Linked DNA regions of Homo sapiens: region 1 is linked to region 2. A link is an interaction called in ENCODE POLR2A ChIA-PET data of the cell type or tissue named here. Cell type or tissue: Panc1. All regions are shown on one strand. Each heading gives the region's core, and the rest is flanking DNA. Links, peaks and the distances in the headings are about the cores only. Region 1 overlaps PUS7 (pseudouridine synthase 7). Region 2 overlaps SRPK2 (SRSF protein kinase 2).

Region 1 (5,378 bases), core at 256-5,255, 160 kb after region 2:
CACAATTTGCAAATATAACAAGCAAATTTCTTTGTTCAAGTTACTCATAAAAAATATTGGCTAGAACAGGTCCCTCACCACACACTAAGGACAACAGGGATCCCTCAATCAAGCACTGTCGGGTACCAGGTATGCATGTGTTACATACCCAGAAACCTGAAATATCACCCATCCAGTCTACAAATGGCCATCCTGGCTACAAGGTTTTCATGAATGGCTTTGTCAAAGGCTTTGCTGAGTTTATGTTCTAATTGGTACTGGCAAAGTTCCTGATCCCAAAAGGTTTAAGAGAGAAGAGGAAAATAATGTTTTCTTTCTTATGATAGTTGATTTTGGGTGTCAACTTGACTGGGGTAAGGGAGACCCCAACAGCTAGTAAAACATGATTTATTTTCACTGCTTCAGTAGGCACTGAGCTCAGCCTTCTTCTCAGAGGGAAATCCAGGTGGTTTGGCATTTGATTAGAGTGACCGGACTGTGCCAGCTGTGTCGGTGAGGGTGTTTCTAGAGAAGACTGGCATGTGAGTTGGTGGGCAGAGTGGGGAAGATCTGCCCTCAAGGTGGGCACACACCTCCAGTCGGCTGGGGGCCTGGATGGAACATAAAGGCAGAGGAAGGCTGAATTCTCTCCCTCTCCTTCCCAGAGCCAGATGCCCTTCTTCGCCTGTCTCTGGATGTCAACTCCAGGTTCTCTGGCCTATGGACTCTGGGACTTATACTGGTGGTTCCCCAGGTCTCAAGTCTTTGACCTCCAACTGAGAGTTACATCATTGGCTTCCCTGGTTCTCAGGCCTTCACACTTGGACTAAACCATTCTGCTGGCTTTCCCAGTTCTCCCATTTGCAGATGGCCTGTCGTGGGACTTCTCAACTCCACAATCAAGCAGGCCAATTTCCCTAACAAATCCCCCTCTTCCCTTTTTTTTTTTTTTTTTTTTTCTGAGACAGAGTCTTGCTCTGTCGCTGAGGCTGGAGTGCAGTGGCATGATCTTGGCACACTGCAACCTCTGCCTCCTGGGCTCAAGATATCCTTCCACCTCAGCCTCCCAAGTAGCTGGAACCACAGGTGTGCACTACCAGGCCCAGCTAATTTTTGTATTTTTAGTAGAGACGGGGTTTTGCCAGGTTGCCCAGGCTGGTCTCGAATTCCAGAGCTCAAGCGATCCACCCATCTCAGCCTCCCAAAATGTTGGGATTGATTATAGGCGTGAGCCACCGTGCCTGACCTATTTATTTTATTTTATAATTTCAACTTTTATTTTAGATTCAGAGGTAGAGTTTCTTAATTTAAATTTTCCATGTGAATGCATCCCTTTCTGGGAGACTGTCATAAATAACCAAAGTTTATATATGCTTGAAATAGTAGCTTCATTATGTTAAACTTGTTTTAACTATTTTCCCCATACAGGGAACTTACTTTTATGCTTTGGGTAGATAACATCGAAACCAGGCAAGGGCATTACCACATCATGGATAGAGTAATTATTAACATCATCTTCCTCAATATAGGTGGCTGTGGCTGTAAATTCACAAGTGAACAATAAATTAAGAAAATAGGCAATATTGTTATGAACTCAATCTTCTAAAATTATATACATCTAAGCAAGTCAGAAGTACAAGTTGGTACAGGTTCAGTGACTTAAAAGCTTAAATTATGCCAGGTGCGGTGGCTCACACCTATAATCCCAGCACTTTGGGAGGCCAAGGTGGGTGGATCACCCAAGGTTGGGAGTTCGAGACCAGCCTGACCAACATGGAGAAACCCCGTCTCTACTAAAAATACTAAAATTAGCCAGGCATGGTGGCGCATGCCTGTAATCCCAGCTACTCGGGAGGCTGAGGCAGGAGAATTGCTTGAACCCGGGAGGCGGAGGTTGCGGTGAGCTGAGATCAAGCCATTGCACTCCAGCCTGGGTGACAAGAGTGAAACTCCTCTCAAAATAAAAAAGAAAGAAAAAAAGGAAAAAGAAATTAAGCTGGGGCCAGGAGCAGTGGCTCACGCCTGTAATCCCAGCACTCTGGGATGCTGAGGTGGGTAGACTGCTTGAGCCCAGGAGTTCCAGAGCAGCCTAGACAACATGGCGAAACCCCATCTCTACAAAAAATATAAAAATTAGCTGGGTGTGGTGGCAAACACCTGTAGTCCCACCTACTTGGGAGGCTAAGGCAGGAGGATCACCTGAGCCTGGCAGGTTGAGGCTGCAGTGAGATGTGACTGCACTACTGTGCTCCATCCTGGGTCTTGGAGTGAGACCCTGTCTCAAAGGAAAAAAAAAAAAAAATTAAGTTTGGATATATATCCTTCTGTCTTTTCTACTCTACCCAAGAAATAAAAATCAAGGACTTAGAAAAAGTAAAAGAAATTCTTTTTTTGTTTTTTGAGACAGGGTCTTGCTCTGCCACTAAGGCCAGAGTGCAGTGGTGTGATTAAGGTTCACTGCAGCCTCAACCTCCTGGGCTCAAGTGATCCTCCTGCCTCACCCTCTCGAGAAGCTGGGACTGTAAGTGTGTGCTACTACGCCTGGTTAGTTTTTTAATTTTTTGTAGAGATGGGTCTTTGTTGCCCTGGCTGGTCTTGAACTCCTGGGCTCAAGTGATTCTGCTGCCCTGGCCTCCCAAAGTACTGGGATTACGGGTGTGAGCTACTGCACCAAATCTGAAGTAAAATTTTCAATGAAAATTTAAAAACATTTATCTCTCAGCTGCATCCACATTTTTTTGAATGCCTACTATTTAAAATCAGTTCCTCTATCTTTCTTAAATAAAGTAACACAAGAAAACACTTTGAAAAGCCACCATACTACAAAATCGTATTTGCAGTGGCATCATAAATGGATGCATTTTGCTGGGAAAAAAAAAAAAGTTAAAAAAAAAAACTGGAATGTACTTAAGAGGATGAAACACAGCGGCACCCAGGACATTAAAATACACTGGATGTGACCAACATGGCATGAGGAAAAGAAGCTAAATCAGGAAAAATAATTTAAAATTTCTGAACAGAGTTAGAACCTTAGTGGGTTTATGGGGTCTGCCTGCAGATGAGCAGATCATGTATTCAGCTAATAGATGGTAGCCTAGTATGCCAGAGACACACATGGAGTTTGGAATCAGATAGAACTCTGAATCCCAGTTTTTTCTGTTTTTTTTTTTTTTTTTTTTTTTTTTTTAACTAGCTGTGGAACTTTGGGCAAGTGACTAAACCTCACCTGAAAAAACAGAGAAAATACTTCACAGTAACACTGAGGCTTTAAACTAAAAGACACAGGTACAGGGCTTAGTGCCAAGGCCTGGCACACACAATGGGCTCCATGGAAGATGGGATATTAGGAGTGTCTTGGGAACATTTTGGGCATAGCATATACTAAATGCCCATTCTATTTGAGTTTGAAGAAACTCTTCTTTTTTTTTTTTTTTGAGACAGTCTCCCACTGTCGCCCAGGCTGGAATGCAGTGGTGTGATCTCGGCTCACTGCAAGCTCCGCCTCCCGGGTTCACGCCATTCTCCTGCCTCAGCTTCCTGAGTAGCTGGGACTACAGGCGCCTGCCACCACGCCCGGCTAATTTTTTGTATTTTTAGTAGAGACGGCGTTTCACCGTGTTAGCCAGGATGGTCTCGATCTCCTGACCTCGTGATCTGCCCGCCTTGGCTCCCAAAGTGCTGGGATTACAGGTGTGAGCCACTGCGCCCAGTGACTTGAAGAAACTCTTTAAGGTTGGCTAACAAGACACATCCAGAGGTGTATTTATTTGCTAGACCTAGATCGAAGTTTCGAAAGTGATTTCAGCCATCCATTTAGCCCAAATCCTATTTGAGTTGAGAAAAGGGAGGCCCAGAGAGAGGTGCTTACTCAGGCCGGGCACAGTGGCTCACACTTGTAATCCCAGCACTTTGGGAGGCCAAGGCAGGCGGATCACCCGAGGTGGGGAGTTCGAGATCGAGGTGCTTACTCAAACCAGATATACATTTTTTCTTTAAAAATACAGATACAAACTAGCCAATGTAAGTTTGCATGGTCCCTTCATCTCAAACTTACTAGACATCTCTTTTTTTTTTTGAGATGGCATCTCACTGTGTCACCTAGGCTGGAGTGCAGTGGCACCATCTTGGCTCACTGCAACATCTGCCTCCTGGGTTCAAGCGATTCTTCTGCCTCAGCCTCCTGAGTAGCTGGGATTATAGGCATGCACCACCACACCCAGCTAATTTTTGTATTTTCAGTAGAAACAGGGTTTCTTCATATTGGCCAGGCTGGTCTTGACCTCCTGACCTCAGGTGATCCACCCACCTTGGCCACCCAAAGTGTCAGGATTATGGGCGTGTACCACCGTGCCTCACCACATCTCTCTTTCTTAATTAATAGCCAGGATGGATTTTAAAGCCACTAGTGGCAACTAACTGAACCCTAGCTTAGCTGAGTAACAAAGACATCTGCCTTTTTACCTCCTTTGAGAACGAGGTCCCCTGGAACAGGTTTTAGTCCATAGTCTTCTATCCTCTTGCTTACCATGTTATTCCACACATAGCTTTGGTAGCTATGAATATACATTAAGCGATTATTTCTGGGTATCTGGAGGGAAGGAAAAAAATAGGCAAGAAAACATATTCTAAATATAAAAAGTGCTGTACTTTTTTTTTTTTTGAGATGGGGTCTTGCTCTCTTGCCCAGGCTGGAGTGCAGTGGCACGATCTAGGCTCATTGTAGCCTCCACCTCCCGGGTTCAAGCAATTCTCCCACCTCAGCCTACAGACTAGCTGGGATTACAGGGGTACACCACCACACCTGTCTAATTTTTGTATTTTTAGTAGAGACAGGGTTTCACCATGTTGGCCAGGCTGGTCTCAAACTCCTGACCTCAGGTGATCCGCCCACCTTGGCCTCCCAAAGTGCTGGAATTACAGGCGTGAGCCACCACGCCCAGCCAAAAAGTGCTGTACTTTCTAAGACATTTTGCTTGTTAGTGGTAATCGTAGTAATAAGAAACTTCTACTGTACTTATTTATTTACTTTTATGTATTTATTTTTGAGACAGGTTTTCATTCTGTCACCCAGGCTGGAGTGCAGTGGCATGATCATGGCTCACTGTAGCCTCAAATGCTCAGGCTCAGGTGATTCTCCCACCCCAGCCTCTTGAGTAGCTGTGACTACAGGCGTGCACCACCATGCCAGGCTAGTTCTTTGAATTTTCTTTCTAGAGACAGGGTTTTGCCATGTTGCCCAGGCTGGTCACAAACTCCCAGGTTCAAGCAATCCACCAGCCTCAGCCTCCCAAAGTGCTGGGATTACAGGCCTGAGCCACTGCACCCAGCCAAAACTTCTACTTTAATCTCTCATTTTTTCTTTTTCTTTTTAATCTCTCATTTTTCTTTTTTCCTTCTAC
Region 2 (5,378 bases), core at 319-5,318:
GAGGGGGAAAAAAAGCAGTTTACCTATGCATGCAATGTGCATACACAAAGGAGAACTCAGTGTTAACTCAAAAGGGTGATTAAAATTTGGGTTTACACACCATCTTAACAAAGGGTGATAAAGTACGGGGAAAAGGCTAGACTGAGGAAAACAAGTTCTGGACTTTGAGGGAGGTACAAATCATGGGAAGATAACTAGAAATGTATAATAAATAGGGGTTCTTTAGTACGGAACACTTTCAGAAATGTAAATGGATAGCCTGCTTTTAGACAGAAAGGTGGAGGGCAGGAAACTAAATGCCTTCAGCTTAAAACAACACCTACACTAAAAGTGGGATATTTTGGGGTGGCATGCTCTGGTCCCCTTCTACATGCTTAGAAAACCAACAAAAATGAGGTACCAAAAGAAGTAAGAGGATTTTTTTTTAAGGCATCTGATGTAGTTTTTGAAGCCATGAGTAACAATGAGAATTTTTGCTGGTATTCTATTAGTTTGCATTTCAGTATTGTCATTTTCCATTTTGCTAGGAAGAGAAAAGACACACCATAATCTTTTCAGTGCACTGGGCTTCTAAGAAACTTAATCAGAACCTGACGGATCATCTCTGAATACCATAGTTTCAGAATATTAACAAAAGTCATAATAACTGTGAATTATTTTTGCAAAGTACGTATCACTAGAACCAAGATGTTTAAGTAGAAATTTTGAAACCTAAGAGACCACATCACTGTCATCTTCTTGGTCAATACTTGAACCAGGCAAAAAAAAAACCAACACTTCCTTTGAAATCTCATGAAGGAAAGCAGTGAGGAGTCTTCTACCCTTGAAGCAGCAGGATGTACTCCACCTGAACAAAGAAAAAACAGTCATGAAGAAAAAACATGTTGGCTAACTGCTATCCTCTCGTTGGCAAGATGCCACCTTCAGTTGGAAAAGCATTTAACCGAAACACTCATTTACAAATATCTTTATCTGCAATCCATTTTAATGCTGTATACATCTCTAACTTAAGTGGAGAATAACTTTTAAAAAGAAAATGTCATAAATTTCTCAGAATTAAAAGTAAAACACTATTACAAGAACATTTTTGTAGAAGAAAACAATACAAAGGAGGAGACATGGCTAAATATGGGGGAAAAATGTTTAAACACAAACTTACAACTTGATTATAGATATGGAGACTCACACTTATGGAAAGCTGTCAAGTTATCCACAGAACTCTAGTTCTGAATAGAGAATACAATCCTTTTCCTCTTATTTTATAACTCTGGTGAAGAAAGAGACCGAATAGCAGGCAGGTGCAGCTAAACATGTCCTGGAAACACAAAGGCAGCTCAAAAGGAAGATTTAATTTAAGGGTCAGATTTTTTAACATACAAGAACTAATGAACTACCTTGAAGGGAGACTTAATTATGACTTTTCCCAATACTGGGTGGGAGGGGAGGTAATCAAAGTAATTAATTTTTAGTGCTATTTTGGTACTCCTACTACTGAAAAATTTAGAAGTACAAATGCCATTCCATCTGCTGTGGTGGATACAAAGAGGCTTTTCTTCAAGCAAGAAAGCTTTATTATTAAAAAAGAAGAAGAAAAATTCTATGACGTTTTTAAAAGGATAAACATACGATAACCCAAAAAGAAGTATAGAGAACCAATGTGTAATAAGTAAGTGTTTTGCTCTAGAACTTAGTCTGTTAAGCTGGTGAACAGAATCACTGACCAGCAGGAGAGAAAAGCCGGCTTGCACCCTCACAGCCCTTGCTGGCAGTGCCATCCATTTGTCATCTGACATGTGCTCTCTCTTATTTTTTCCAAACATTATTAAACTCTCACCTTTAAAAACACTTCTGGAGAAAAATTAACAAAGATATACCTCTACAAAATCCTGACTACAATGCCCCACAGCTGTTAAAAAATATTAGTAAATATGACTTCCTACAGAATCCAGGTAAGTTTATGTTAAAAGTGTATAAGTGGTAAGACTGTGGGTGGGGTTTTTTCCCCCTTATTTCCACATTTTTGAATTTCCTAAGTTTAACTTTAAGTATATATTTTATAATCAGAAATAACATACGCTTTATCTTTTATAATCATCATAGTAACTTAACAGTGAAGTGGGATATACAATGGTGATGAACAGTATGAGCTTTGGTACATTACTTGGACTCAAAAGATAGCTCCTGAAATTCAAATTACTTTCTATCTCTAATTCTGGATTCCATCATGTATCTCCTAAGATTGTGGTGAGGTTAACACAAAATAACATATGCGAAAGTATTTTTGCAAAGTGCTTGGCAAAATGGGAGAACTTAGTAATATTAACTGATAGCTTTACTACTATAGTTATGGGTTCGTCACCCAAATATACCCCAAAATTAGCAGTTTAGTGTTAGAGTTTTTGCTGCTCTACCTGGAGGTCCTAACAGTTTACATTGTTTTCATGGAAAAGTTTGCACTAAGGGGAATTTCAAAAACATGCTGGAAACAAACTCTGACCTTATTTTGCCAACAACCAACTGTAAAACAGACTGAGTTGGCACCTGAATATTTCTTCTGCTCTCCCTTCTCTTATGCTACCTCCCAAGCATTGAAAAGATTATGTTCTCTGAGCACTCTAGAAAACCCATTCTTGAGCAGGCTGGATGTGTTTATGTGCAAAAATGTTCAGGCAGTTGTTATTTATAAAAATTGGAAAGCCCTGTATATTAGAACTCTTATTTAGGGCAACCAACAGAGGGAGGGGATTTCCTTAAAGAATGATGGGCATGTACTCATTTTCATATAATTGTATGGACTTTAATATAACCTTCATTCTCATGACTACCAAGAAACTATAATCCAAAATTCTTATGGTAGTACTACTTTTCCAATTGGCAAGACCACTTCTGCAGTTCCTAAAGCACCCGACACCTAAAGCTTTAATGTATCACAAGGTGGAAAGTGGTTTCTGCTTATTCAACTAAAGATTCTTTTCCTACAGAGAGCTATGAGACTATTTTACCATTTTGTCTAATTCAATCTACATAGTAGCTTATTAAGAGGATATTGTCAGCCACAGTATCACAGTTTCATAATTAACATAAGTACTTAGATTACTTAAAACTCCACGAAAACTAAACAGGATTTCTCTCTCTGTAATCTTTCATCCTGGTTGGAGCCGTCATCATTTCTGGCCCCTACTAGGTCTCCTACCCCTCATACTTTCCTAATCCTCAACCCACACCACTGCAGAATCCTGCTTAGGGCCCTTCAGTGCTGCTTCATTTCCTATGGCCCCAGTCCTTTGCTTCGATGTGCTTGTGATCACTCCCCTATAAAAATACAGTGGGAGTTATGGACCATAATGTCTCCAAAAAAAGTGCACACAAACTTTGCATACACTCACAAGAATACTATTTACTTAATGCTCTTAAAATTCCAAACATAAGCAACAAAACTCAATCTTTAATTTCAAAAAGGAATTAAAAACTTCTTCAGGCAAGTCTATAAATATTTGCTGAAGGTTACAAGAAAAAAAAAAAAGCTCATTTTACCTAAAAGAAAAAAAATACATTAAAAGTACAGACAATATGTCCATTTTTCTTTAAGGAATCTACAAACTTCAGAATGATAAACTTTCCCAGTCACTAAACATTTCATTTTATGGGAGCCTTCATCATTAAAGTATCCTAGGATAGTTATTCAGCTAAAGGCCTTGAAAATTCAATTCATCAGCATTTTGTGTATATTTTAGCATATACATGTGTATCTACACATACACATGAGTATCTGCATTAAGGCTCTATCCTTAATTAGCCATTCAGAAAGCCAGAACTGCAAAAACATGCCAGAAACCAGAACCCCATCTTTTACAAAAACACCAATCTGTGGCAAACCACCAAAAATACCTAGTGAACAACTATCATGAAAGCATGCTGACCCAGAGTGGCCAAATAGTCACATTTTTTTTCAGACTATGGAAACCATAGAGACTTTCATGTAAAATATCTCCAATTTTAAAGCACTGTCAACCACATGATCACATCTACAGAAGTGATCCAGCCCACATCCACCAGTTTGCCTCCTGTGACATTATAGATCTTACTTATCCATTCTGCAGACAGATACTGGTGCCAACCCTGGGCCACACACTCTGTTACACAAGCATAAACAAGAAGTCTCAGTTTATGTCCCTGAGGGGCTCATAAGCCAGTAGAGGAGAAAAAAATCACACAGACATAATGCCATAAGCACTGTGGTCTGCACAATGACAGAGGTAGGCAAAGGAACTCCTCACGCATGGGGGAGAAGGAGTCAGGGAAATCCTCCCTCTGGGGGTGAGATCTGATATGAGTCCTAGTAGGTCTAAGCCAAACAGAAAGGAAAACACAGAGGCGCCAGGCTGCAGCAGAGAAAACATGGAACACAAAGGTGTAAGGCTAGGGAGATGAGCCTGGGAGGAATACTGCTGAGTCTAAGACCCCATGAGGTACTGGAAAGGGGAACAGCTGAACCAACTGAAGTTCAGGGAACAGGGAGAGACTGAAGACAAACATAGGTAGCAGATAAAACCATAATAATGGATCACACATCAGTGCACAGAACGCAGCAAGGCTAGTAAATGCATTCAGAATTGTAATATTTTAGTAAAATGTTCTCTTTACTAAAGAAATATTAAATGTAAAAAATATGAAAAAATAGGCTGGGCGTGGTGGCTCACCTGAGCTCAGGAGTTCAAGACCAGCCTGGGCAACATGGCAAAACTCCATGTCTACCAAAAATATAAAACTTTAGCAGGGCATGGTGGCACACTCCTGTAGTTCCAGCTACTCGAGAGACTAAGGAGAGAGGATTGTTTGAGCCTAGGAGGCAGAGGTTGTAGAAGCCGAGATCGCGCCACTGCACTCCAGCCCGGGTTAACATAGTGAGACCTTGTCTCAAAATAAATAAATAAATAAATAAATAAAATGAAAGTCACATACAAAGAAGAAAATTTTGGATCACCCATAATCCTACACTACTGCTATATATTTATTTTCCATCTAGAACTCTCCAATGACATTCTTTTCCCCAATCTTTATTCTACTTATTTTTCCTTTGATCCTAGTTTTTGGCATATCTATTATAAGTCTACTCAAACTTTTTGTGGAATGAAATGGAGCATTAAAAAACTAAGTTATGTCTCAATTTTAAAAGCCAAATCCACCCTTCCACAAATACACAATATTAACGTCAATTGCTTCAGACTTTTTACACCCTTTCCATCAGACAACCCACAATCTAGGAGGGGCTCGGTTGTGCACATAGTACAACCGTCCTTAACCGCTTAGTTGACTAAAAACTGTAATAAAAGTAAAGAGCTGTTTTGGGCATCAAAGGACATTACCAAAAAAGTGAA

The links. ChIA-PET counts read pairs that join two places held together with the same protein. Peaks named below come from ENCODE experiments on the same cell type or tissue, not always from the same donor. Only the 100,000 strongest peaks of a DNase experiment are listed, where the experiment ranks them.
Region 1: POLR2A ChIA-PET joins it to region 2 with 7 read pairs; 4 of 35 experiments call an interaction of 5 or more read pairs at or near these places.

The regions. Positions count from the first base shown.
Region 1 is chr7:105,463,897-105,469,274 of GRCh38, forward strand. PUS7 (pseudouridine synthase 7) reads right to left here. Exons shown (of 16, transcript NM_019042.5): 12 at 4,441-4,567; 13 at 1,417-1,518. Among named protein-coding and RNA genes, the nearest start is that of PUS7, 56 kb to the right of the region's middle. RefSeq lists an enhancer at 3,654-4,202. In Panc1, for the core only: no CTCF peak of the experiment used is centred there; no DNase peak of the experiment used is centred there.
Region 2 is chr7:105,305,725-105,311,102 of GRCh38, forward strand. All of the region lies in intron 2 of SRPK2 (SRSF protein kinase 2), which reads right to left. Among named protein-coding and RNA genes, the nearest start is that of SRPK2, 81 kb to the right of the region's middle. In Panc1, for the core only: no CTCF peak of the experiment used is centred there; no DNase peak of the experiment used is centred there; H3K27ac peaks cover 3,073 bases.